Regions from separate parts of the Homo sapiens genome. Here region 2 is linked to region 1. Evidence: chromatin contacts called from ENCODE Hi-C data. All regions are on one chromosome and are shown on one strand. The core of a region is the stretch at or near the end of the contact, and the rest is flanking DNA. Distances in the headings are between cores, read along the strand shown. Region 1 overlaps CTNND2 (catenin delta 2). Region 2 holds the start of CTNND2 (catenin delta 2).

Region 1 (5,350 bases), core at 1,385-3,884:
ATATTGTAAATTAATTCTAAGTACTTAAAAATACCCAAAACAAAGAAGAGTCTACAGATGACAAAGCAAATCAAAGAGAAAAACACAAATTGACACAGCAAGATTCCAGTCCTCTGGTGCGCTCTCATTGATCTAAGGCCGCTCTGATCTCTTACAGCATGTAGCATCTGCGCACACAATTTATCACCTAATTATATAACGCCTTTTATCAGTAGCTATTGTGTTTCACGTTGATACACCATTTTTTCTAAGTTTAGATCAGTGTTTAAATTTTCAGCAGACTGATGGAAATAATATAATTACCATGGATGTATTAAAATACGGGGACAGTAGATGGTGCTTAGTAACTTTGAGGATGCCAGTTGGTGCCATTTACTCATCCCTCTTCCAGAAATAAAATTCCTTAGGGAAGAGAATTAATGTTGGAAGCTTGTCTGTGAATGAAGAATACTATGATAGTTTCAGGAGTTGGCCTAATGCCAGGGGCAGCCCCTCCCAAGGTGTGATATGGTACACTGACATGCAGTGGGCGAGCAGTGTCCCTGTAATTGGTCACCAAGGGTGGAGAAAACAACAAAACACGCTTTACACCATACAGTGTTTCTTTTCAGTAAATTCAAAATAAGTATATGCCATAAATATGGGAGTCAACCTAGAGATAATACTATGTCTATGAAAACTGTCACATGAGGAATAACATCTAGGAATAAATAACCCCAGTGTTAGAAGAAAAACATTTGTAAGTAATTTCATAGGTATCAAAAGCCAATGTGATTGGTTGATAGACTGATCACTCTATGAGTTTTCTAGGGCTGCTGTATCAAATTGCCACAATCTGAGTGACTTAGAACAACAGAAATTTACCTTCAGTTCTGGAGGTCAGAAGTCTGAAATCAAGGTGTCAGCTGTGCCATGCTCTCTCAGCAGGTGCTAGGGAAGGGTCTATTCCAGGCCTCTCTCCAGCTTCTGGTAGTTCCTTGGCTGGTGGCAGCATCACTCCAGTGTTCCCATGGCGTTCTGCCTGTGCACATGTCTGTGTCCATATTTCCCTTTTTCATGAGGACATCTGTCATATTGGTTTAGGAGCTCACCCTACTCCAGTATGACCACATCTTAACTAATTACATTTGCAACAATCCTATTTCCAAATAGGGTCACATTCTGAGGTATTGGGGGTTAGGACTTCAACATATGAATCTTGGGAGGGACACAGTTTATCCTGTAACCAATAATACTGTGTGTGACATTATGAAAGGCATCAAGGATGAATCCAGGTTTTTTGGACTGAATTACTAGAGGAACAGAATTGCCATTTCCTGAGAAATGGAAAATGGAGAGGAGCAAGTAGGCAGAGCAGATCAGACGTGGGGCCTCGGAAAGATCCACCTGTTGGGCCTATGTGAAGAGTGGACATTTATAGTAAGGGTCGGGAGCCCCATAAACCAATAGCACAGCAAACTGTAAAATATTTGTCAAATTCTTTATCTGTGGAAATCGACATCAGTTACCTTAGTGTCCATTGTATGGAAAAAATTATGAAAATTGATTGCATTAGAATTTTTAGCCATCTAAAGCATTTCTAATTTTACTTAAAATGCATCGCTGGGAAATCATGATATGTATTAGAGAGTTCTGTAAATGTGGACGTTTTTTCCCCCTAAATAAATGTGGCTTCTGCCATTTATCCCTGAGTTAGTTTATCATTTTAAGCCTTTGTTGGCAAGAGTTTTTTGGCTGTGAATGGAATCTGGCAAGGAAGCCTTCCGTAGGGAAAGAGGAAATGGAAGCAGAATAGAAGCATTGTGTGCTGCTAGAATATTTTTCTTTTAAGAGGACATTGCTGTTTTATTGGTGGAAGTAACCATGGAATTTGATAATTAAAAGAAAGAATCAGTAAAATTCTAGGTGACAAGAAGTGTAATTTTATAAAAAGCCATGTCAGGCATGAATAATATCTTGAACACTCAATTCATCGGCCTTGATGTGCTTCCTCTTAGACCCCTGCTGTACTTGTATTTAAATATTTGAAAGCGTTCATGCTTGCACAAAAATATGTGGGGAAGGAGCATCTCAGGACTTTTTCTCTTTCTTATATTTGCAGACCATGTTAATAAAATATTCATGCATTCATTGATTTAACCAATACTTTTGAATTACTTAAAAATGGAAAGCGAAACATAAGCCTCAGAACTAGTTTTGCTAGTTACAAATTTATGCTAACAATCATTAATGATGGATTTTTGTGGCATGTACACATTTAGACAGTTTTTAAAATATATATGTGTGTGTGTGTATTTTAAAGAAAATTGTGTCTCGGTATCTAAATCAGTCAGCATTGCCTAACAGTTTTTGAGGGTAGAACATTGCAATAATTATTATCAGTTCTTCCTAACTATGTAATTAGAGCATTGGGTTTGGCAGGCATTCTCTCATTTAAACTGATTATCATTGGAGAATAAAAACTTTGAGACCGCATGGTCTAGAGAAGAGAAAAGAGAATTGATGGTGAGAAATTCTGGTTTCATTCCCAGAGTTAGAATAGCTTCATCATATGACTTGGACAGCAAGTCAATTAATTCTATTTGTAGAATGTTAAATGCAGTCACCCACTTTCTTGGCATGGCATCCTCATCTTTGATCCTGTTTGACCAGTGTGAAACCAGCATGACTGCATTTTGTTTGCCTAGAGTATCTGATCAGTTAGAATAACAATTGACTTTGCTTCTCTCAGCACTCAGAAAATAGGGAGGGATGGGGAGGGTGAAATTCTGAAGACTGAGATTGATACTACCTAGGAAAGATTATGGATCCCAAAGTTTAGCAGTAATGAATTAATAGGATAAATGTTAATTCTGAGGCAAGAAAGAGCCTCAATGTCCCAGATTCGTTTTCGTGAACCACTTTCATAGCAAAATTACATTGGAGATTAAGCTAGTGTTTCTTTGTTCCATGAAATTGTGTTTCTATGGCAACGTTTGCCAAATACATTATCAAATATACTTAACAGTTACAGTCACACCCATTACCTAGTGGATTGATGAGCATCTGATGCACTTTTAATAAATCTTCAACATAAGTAGCCATCGTGGCATTTATGCCATTTATTCTCTGACCCTTTCGGCCATTTCCTTCCATTTGTTCTAGCTGGTGTGCACTTGAGAACATGTTCTTGCTTTCATACTAGCTCAGATAACATTTGGCTTAATATCAGCATTTTCTTGTTGCACGGTCTTCCTCTTGGTTTGCTTGACAACCTGAACCTCTAAGTTATTTCATGGCTCTGATCCATGAGATACCCCCTGCCCATACCCCGCAGGCTGCTGTAACAAAGTATGACCAACTATGTGGTTTAAAATAACTGAAATGTATTATCTTACCCTTCTGCAGGTTAGAAATCTGAAATCAGAGTGTTGGCACAGCCATGTTCCCTCTGACATCTCTGGAGGAGGATTCATGCCTCTTCCAGCTCCTGGTAACCCCAGGCATTCCTTGCTTGTAGATATGTTGCTCCACTGTCCGCCTCTGTCTTCCCATGGTGTTCTCCCAGGGTGCCAGTGTCTTCACATCATCATCTCTCTTTTTTTAAGGACTCCAGTCCTGTTGGATTGGGCCCATCCCATCCCAGTGTAACCTCATTTGAACCAGTTATGTCTGCAAAAATCCCATGTCTGAATAAGATCATGTTCACTGATACTGGAGAATTAAGCCCTCAACGTATCTATCTGGGGAATACCATTCATTCTGTGACAATTGCTATGTGGGCTCCTGACCCTACCACATGGTGTTCATTCCCTCCACTGTCAGATTGTCCCAGGGTCTGTATCTAACTTTTGATTTTGTAAATAAATGCCAATTTGTTTTCAAAGGACTACCCGTAAACATTTCTTTTATGAGTGATATTTGTAGATTTACTGTGTAAACTCTATGCATCACTCAACATGCAGAGACCAAGGCTGACATATTCAAAGAAGCAAATGTTCACATTCACATTCATCAAGAAAAATCAGCACATCATTACGTGTAGAAAATCTTGTGTGCCCTAGGTACACTGTGAGCATTACCTTACTCAGTCATTACAGCAGCATATAACGTAGGAATTATGTTCATTTTACAAAGGAAGAGAGCATAGGTTTAAACTGACACAGTAAGGGGACCTGTCAGCTCTGACTCAAAAGCCCATGCTCAATCTACACCTCTATGACATTGTCAGTCAACTCAGAGGGCTCCAGGACTTCATATTGAAATGTTTTTCTAATGAACAGCAACAAGCATATGGCAGGCACTAAGTGGCTGAAACTTCTTCTGGAGTAGGGGATAATGGAAAGACTGACAAATGAATGACATGATGCAATTCAAATTGATTAACCAAAAAAAGTTTATTTTTGAGAAATTTAATTTTTAGATAAGCAATACAGGATACCCCAGTAACCCGGCCAGAAATGGAAATCAGTAAATGAAATGATAGGTCCAGCTCAATTTTAAACACTGGAGCAAATTCAATCCTCGAAGCATAAAAACTAGTTATAGCAAAGCATGTTTTGTTGCAAATATGCAAGGATGGCTCAATATTAGAAAACTCATGAATGAAAACTAGTACATTAATACTAGTCAGAAGAAAGGCTTTCTGGTCATCTCAGCAGATGTTCAACATACATTTGATAACGTGTAATACCCAATCTTGGTTAAAAAACAAATCTCTTAGCAGAATAAAATAAAAGGAAGTTCTTAAACTTGTAAAGGAGTTACCAATCAGAATATTATATTCAGTGGTGAAATATGAGAAGTATTTTAATTAAAATCTGGAATGTTATGCTTTGTATCACTTCCAATATTCAACATTGTATTTGAGATACTAGGCAATTCTAAATATGGCAGGGGTAAAAAGATTTGGAAGCAAGAAATATGGCATTATTTGTAGACTTTATAGTCTATATACCCAGAAAACCCAAGGGAGTAACTGAAAAGCTATTATAACTAATAAAAATGAGTCCATTAAGATATTCAGATTAAATCTCAAAATACAAAAATCAATAGCTTTCCTCTATACCAGCCATAAATAACTAGAAAATATAATAGAAAATATATTCTTACTCGCAGAAATAATAAAATTATAAGATGCATAAATAAAATCCTAACAAAAATATGCAAAACTTTTTAGGAGATAAATTTCATAGAAGCTCATAAAGAAGAACAGGATAAAAGGAGACAGTAGAAGGTTTGTGAATGGGAAGGCAAGAGAAAATTACTCCTAATAAACAAATTTAATGCTCTCCCACTCCAAAATCCAAAGAAGATTTTTCAGGAGTGGCAAAAAATTGATTCAGAAAGTCACATGAAAATGTAAGTGAAC
Region 2 (5,350 bases), core at 884-3,383, 110 kb before region 1:
TCAATGAAATGGGGCACTGAGCAAATGAAATCAAAGCAGTCCAGGACATTGGACTTTACCACTCTGCTTCCTAAATAACCATATCACACCAGCCCCAGCCCCAACAGTATCTGTAGGGACTGCCTCCAGCTCATTTCCCAGACACACAATTAGTTGATAGAATTTGTCATTGCTCATCTCGATAGTAACTAAAAAACGTTAGAAAATTATTTTCTTTACTTAGATCTATATCAGGCATAAAAGACACATATATTACCTGTGGATAGCATCTACACATCTACCTCCATTTTAATCTAAAGAGTAACTGATGTCCCCTCATCTCCCTTTCCACCTCCCCACTGACTTCTTGAGTTAGAAGATGCAAAGAGAAAACCAAACGATAGCAGACTGACAGAAGCTCAGGTGGGAACTAAGAACATCTCTTGAAATATAATGTGGCCTAATGGATATGGTGCTGCTAATTTGTCTTGTACCACGTACTCAGTGTAATTGAACTGCCTTTCTGAGAACTAAGATAAAAATTACAATTAAACGTGTGATGAAAAAAATGGTCTTGCATGTCTTCCCTCACAGGACTCAGGATATTTTAATATCAAACTGGCTTTAAGACACTTGGAGTTAGCTTGGAGAACTGTTTTTTGCAGGTGAGACAAAGCCTGTGTGTGCATGTCCACACCTGGGGTAGGAGGAATAAAAGCGAACATTTGTACTGTTGTCAATAGTCTGCTTAATCTGCTCCTCCTAGCAATTATTTGTTACCTATTTAACCTCTGTACCGCTTTTCTCCTTCACTCTTACTTCCATTTATATTTCAACTTACTCCCAAGTATAATAAAGAATAGACTTGAATATTCAAATCATTTAAGTTTGTTGGATAATCTCTTTCAACACAAAATAGAAGCACAATGTTACTGAGAATCGTAAGCACCAAATCCCTTTTATTACAATTTCCTGCATTCTGTCATGCTTATTTGTGTTTCAGAAACAAGCTCTGCGGGGGTGGGGGGGGTGGGGGGGGTGGAGGAGATCACAACCTCAGACAGTCTGCGGTGTTCAGGGTCATGCCCGTGGCATAATTAGGAGGAACATTCGACCTGGCCCCTGGGCAGGCTGTGCCCTGCTTGGCTTGGCTTGTGAATGCAGCAGACGTGAGCCCCGTCCTGACTGCTGCTGAATCAGAGGGACAGGGGCGAAGGCCCAGAGGCCTTCCTTGGCACATGTTTTGGGTTTCGTTTTTCAACAAGACTTTGAATACGGTGATTCCACTTGCTGTATTTCACAGCAGGCTACGCATGGGGAAGTCCCGATGGGGTCAAGGAGCAGTCAAGCCAGGAGGTGATATGGAAAACTGATTTGAACGTGAAGAAGGCAATGCGAGATGCACTGGAAGACTGTGGGGAAGGATCAGGGGAGTGGTTCACTTTGAAATAAGGAAGAAAAGGAGGAAGAGAAGGTGGCAGAGATGCAGCAGAAGATACCAAGAGAGGAGGACAAGGTGGCACAAGAAGGGGAGGAGAGAGAACTTAATCTGCTCAAGTTCCAGACTGGGCAAGGGTCTTTCTTGCAGGAAGTTTACAGACATTCCAGTTTCAAATCTGAAGTGATTTTGCCTAAGGAGAAACCCTCACTACCCGCCAAAAACATGCCATCTGAACAGGGAAGGTGATGGCAAGATTGGGCAGGTGCTGTGGAGAAGACCTCTGCTGGACTTCGTGCCTCCTTAGCTCTGGAATCACAGGATCTGCAAGAGCATCTACCTGCGCTCACCAGCACGTTCCGCCAGCCTCCCTCCCCCAACCCACCTGGCCACTCTAGGACCCCTCGCACCCTGGTCCTTTGTTGCAGGCTGACATCTGCCCCACCAGAGTCAACTGTCAGCGCCTTGCACGTGAATTAGGGAAGCGGAGTAACCTGGGGTTCCATCCCTTCCCGGGTCCCTTCCAGCTTTCGCCTAGCTCCGGAGCATCCACCCATCTCAGGTCCAGGGCGTGCGTTCCCAAGGATGCTCGGCCCTCTCCCAACCCGCGGCCTCCTCCCCTCTCTCCCGCGGCTGCCGCTGCTGCCGCGAAAACCAGGAGAAGTGGAACGCGCGCGGCGAAGCGCCGCTCTCGCGGCGGCACTGGGCATGCTCCGCACCCGGGGCCGGTTTCGGCGGCGGGGCGGACGCTCCCTCACTAGCCGGGCGCCCGGGCCGGCCGCCGAGGTTTAGGTGGAGGCTGAGGCTGCCGCGCGCCGCGGGAGGAGCCTCGCCCTCGGCGGCTGAGGCGGCGGCGGCACAGGTGGCGCGGGCCGCGCGCGGGGCGCAGCTCGGGAGCGCTCGGCGCCGGGCGCCGCGGCGGCCCCAGGCTCGCGCCCGCGGCGACAGCCGGCTGAGCGGAGCTGCGGGCGCGGCGGCTGCTCTCTCAGCCCGGCCGGCTGGCGGCGGCGCCCGGAGCCCCGAGGAGCCCGCAGGAGCCCGTGGAGCCCGCGGAGCCGGGCAGGGGGCGCTGCGCTCGCCGAGCTCGGAGGGGCCGCCGGGCCGGGCGCTGCGCACTCGCGTCGGGAGCCGCCTCTCGCCCGCGGCGCTCGCCCCTGCCGCCCGCCAGCATCCCTTGTCCCGCGGCCGCGCTCAGACAACAAAAGCGGAAGATGCTGCAGTTGGGCAAGGTCAGGACCTTGCCCTGAAGCCGGGCGGCGCCGCGCACGCCTCTTCCCGGACTGAGGAGCTGTCGCCGGCGGAGGGTGCATGTTTGCGAGGAAGCCGCCGGGCGCCGCGCCTTTGGGTGAGTTGCGGGGCTGGGCGGCCGGGGCCGGGCGCAGCCTCCTCCCGGCGCCGTCCTCCTCCTCTTGCCGCTGGTGGGGGTGGTCCTGGGCTCCCGGCCGGCAGGCGGCGGCGGCGGCTGCTGCGGGGTTTCTGCCTGCCTCGGGGAGGACCGCGATCGCGCCAGGTCCCCCTCGGAAGCCGCTGTGCCTGGAAGGGGGTCCGGGGTTAGTGCCTTTCTTGGAGCGGTTACCAAGTGGCTGCCCTGCGTGCTCCCCCTCCCTGCCACCCATCTCCCCGGGAGGAAGCGTATTTAGGGCAACACCGACAATGCTGCTCCCCGCCACCCTGAGAACATACTCGGTGCATTCATGACGTCCCTAATATACGGGAGGAGACGGGGTGGGGGTGGGGAGGACTTCCCTCCAGTCTTTTGCCCTTATGTTCAATGTCATTACGATGTTTGGCTAGAACAAAATGGAAAGACTTAGTCATATGCGTCCATGGCCGTGTCTTCAGGCTCCCGCGGCTTGCCAGACCCTGAGCCCCCTTGGTCTATATTTAGCGGCTTCCCAGCAAGCCTTTGCAGCCGGCTTCACAGGTTTCGGGGGCTTCTGCGTGCTGACAATAGACAGCCAGGCTCCAGAAAGCGCCGCCTGAAAGCCAGGTTTGGAAGGCTGTGCGTGTGTATGGGAGATGAGCGATGCAAAATTGGGGTGATCCGTAATTAATGGCTGAAAGCGAAGCTGCTTTTTTCTTTTTTTCCCGACCCTCATCTTATTCTGGTGTGTAGTGTGTTTTCTTCGATTGCCACTCGGCAGGTTGAGCCTCTGCTTTCAGAATTAAGTCACTAGAAAGGTGATGCAGCCTCCCTGGTGTTTGTGGTAGGAAAACAGACTTGGGAATTTTTGGGGTGTGTGTGTGTGTGTCACAAATAACAGTTACTTCCAAAATGCCCAAAGTTGTATTTTGCTGTAACCGTGGGGGTATGAAGGGTGTGGGAGATGAGAGATAGAGGGGCAGGTTGTGTTTCCAAGGTGTTTTTTTTTCTTTTCTTTTCTTGTGTGCCTCATTTGAGCTGATCTGATTCGCCTTAGCTCTGGCAGGTGTTATTAAGATGTATTTTTACTGTGCTCAAGCAAATATGTTGATTTAGAAAACAGAGAATGTTGTCAGCATAGTATTAGGCCTGACAGGTGTAAATTTTCACTTTTAAGAACTATGTGACCAATATTTAAGAGTCTTGGGATTTTCTGCAGTGACTTCCATGAAAACAAGGAGGTGCTGAAACTCCCTAGGAGTTATCTCATTGTGCATACTTCATCAGGGGCTGAAGCTACCGAGGGCAGTCCAGCTGGTCTCTGCTGCTGGTCATTCACCTACATAATGACAAGGCTTCGGGGCTGCACCACTTCTAAAATCCCATGGAGAAGTGTTTGCTGTGACTCATATCAAGTTATGGCGGTGAACCTGTCATTATTTTGGGGATTTCTGCTACGAGACGTGTGATATATAGGGGCGAGTATCCTCAAATACGAACTAGATGCTTTAAACTGCCCTCAAATGTCTTTTATTAGCATATGGTTGCCATACGGAGAATGTTCCTACTGTTGTTGGGGAAAAATGTTAAGTGGCATCATTACTGATCTGTGGGTTCCAAGGGCTCAGGGCTTGAAGGAAGACGATTACATTCGGAGTTAAGTGTTGAAATTTGGGAGGCCTTTGATTACACTAATCACAAGTCAGTGTTGCAGGAGGACTGGCAAGGTCTATACGGCTCAAGTTGATTGAATACTGTGATTAGTCTTTAGCAATATTGCTTTAGTTTCACCTTATTCACATTCAGGGAACTTTCCGAGAGCACTTTGAACACACCGTTATGCCCACTGCATTGTTTTAATATAAAATTTCTTTCAAAAGCAATAGATGAAGTAGCATACATGTCTCGTTTCCTTTTCTTTTTTCCTTTTGAGCCTAGTGTTTCATTCTTAAACATGATTTTTAAAGGACTAGTTGATACTGCTCTGTGCCTGTGTGTGTACCCAGAGCGGCCGATGGGCATGTGAAAAACTACATATACTGTATATGTGGGTTTTATGTTATATTGTGGATTGAAAATGATATTATCTGATTGAATGGCAATTGTGGTAAGTACGTGAGGTTGTTGCCCTAATAAAATTGTCATAGTCTTGCGGAAAGGAGTTATTTAATTTGGTGTACGTTTGTGTAGTTGTATAACCCAGTCATTATAGATGTCACTAATGTTTTCATTGTTCGTAATAAAAGTCATACACTGTCAAATTACAGTATTTCTATCCACTTTACATCTTTCACAATAGAATATAAGCCAATTCTTTCTCCCAGTGAAATTGTTCATCAGAGACAAAAATGAAATTCAAATACTAGTTTGCAAATGCAATTTATAGTTTTGTTAAATAATTTCTAAGGATAATATTGCTTTCATAATAGTTTCTAAAATTAAAAATGAAGTTATAATCTCAAATATAATATTACTTTGGCATTTAGTTGAATATGCAGTGTATTTGCAGAAAATGTTACAGAACTTGCTCTTTTCTGTTTTGCCTTATCAGACTTCTTTCTTGTGTGGTA

The links. Hi-C counts contacts between places; a loop is a spot of excess contacts on that map. Pooled maps may share reads with other maps.
Region 2: a map of Calu3 shows a loop between it and region 1 (2.5-fold over the local background). The contact joins the promoter of CTNND2 here to the enhancer-like site in region 1. A Hi-C loop is called at or near these places in 2 of 168 maps with a recorded cell type or tissue (Calu3 and posterior cingulate gyrus) and 4 of 50 pooled maps.

What each region holds. Positions count from the first base shown.
Region 1 is chr5:11,789,240-11,794,589 of GRCh38, reverse strand. The region is part of intron 1 of CTNND2 (catenin delta 2); the gene reads left to right. Among named protein-coding and RNA genes, the nearest start is that of CTNND2, 110 kb to the left of the region's middle. Within about 2 kb of position 2,634, at least 2 of the 41 ENCODE cell types and tissues checked have a DNase peak (open chromatin) inside an H3K27ac peak, as active enhancers do.
Region 2 is chr5:11,901,229-11,906,578 of GRCh38, reverse strand. It overlaps CTNND2 (catenin delta 2), which reads left to right and starts at 2,133. Exons shown (of 22, transcript NM_001332.4): 1 at 2,133-2,762. The coding sequence starts at 2,726.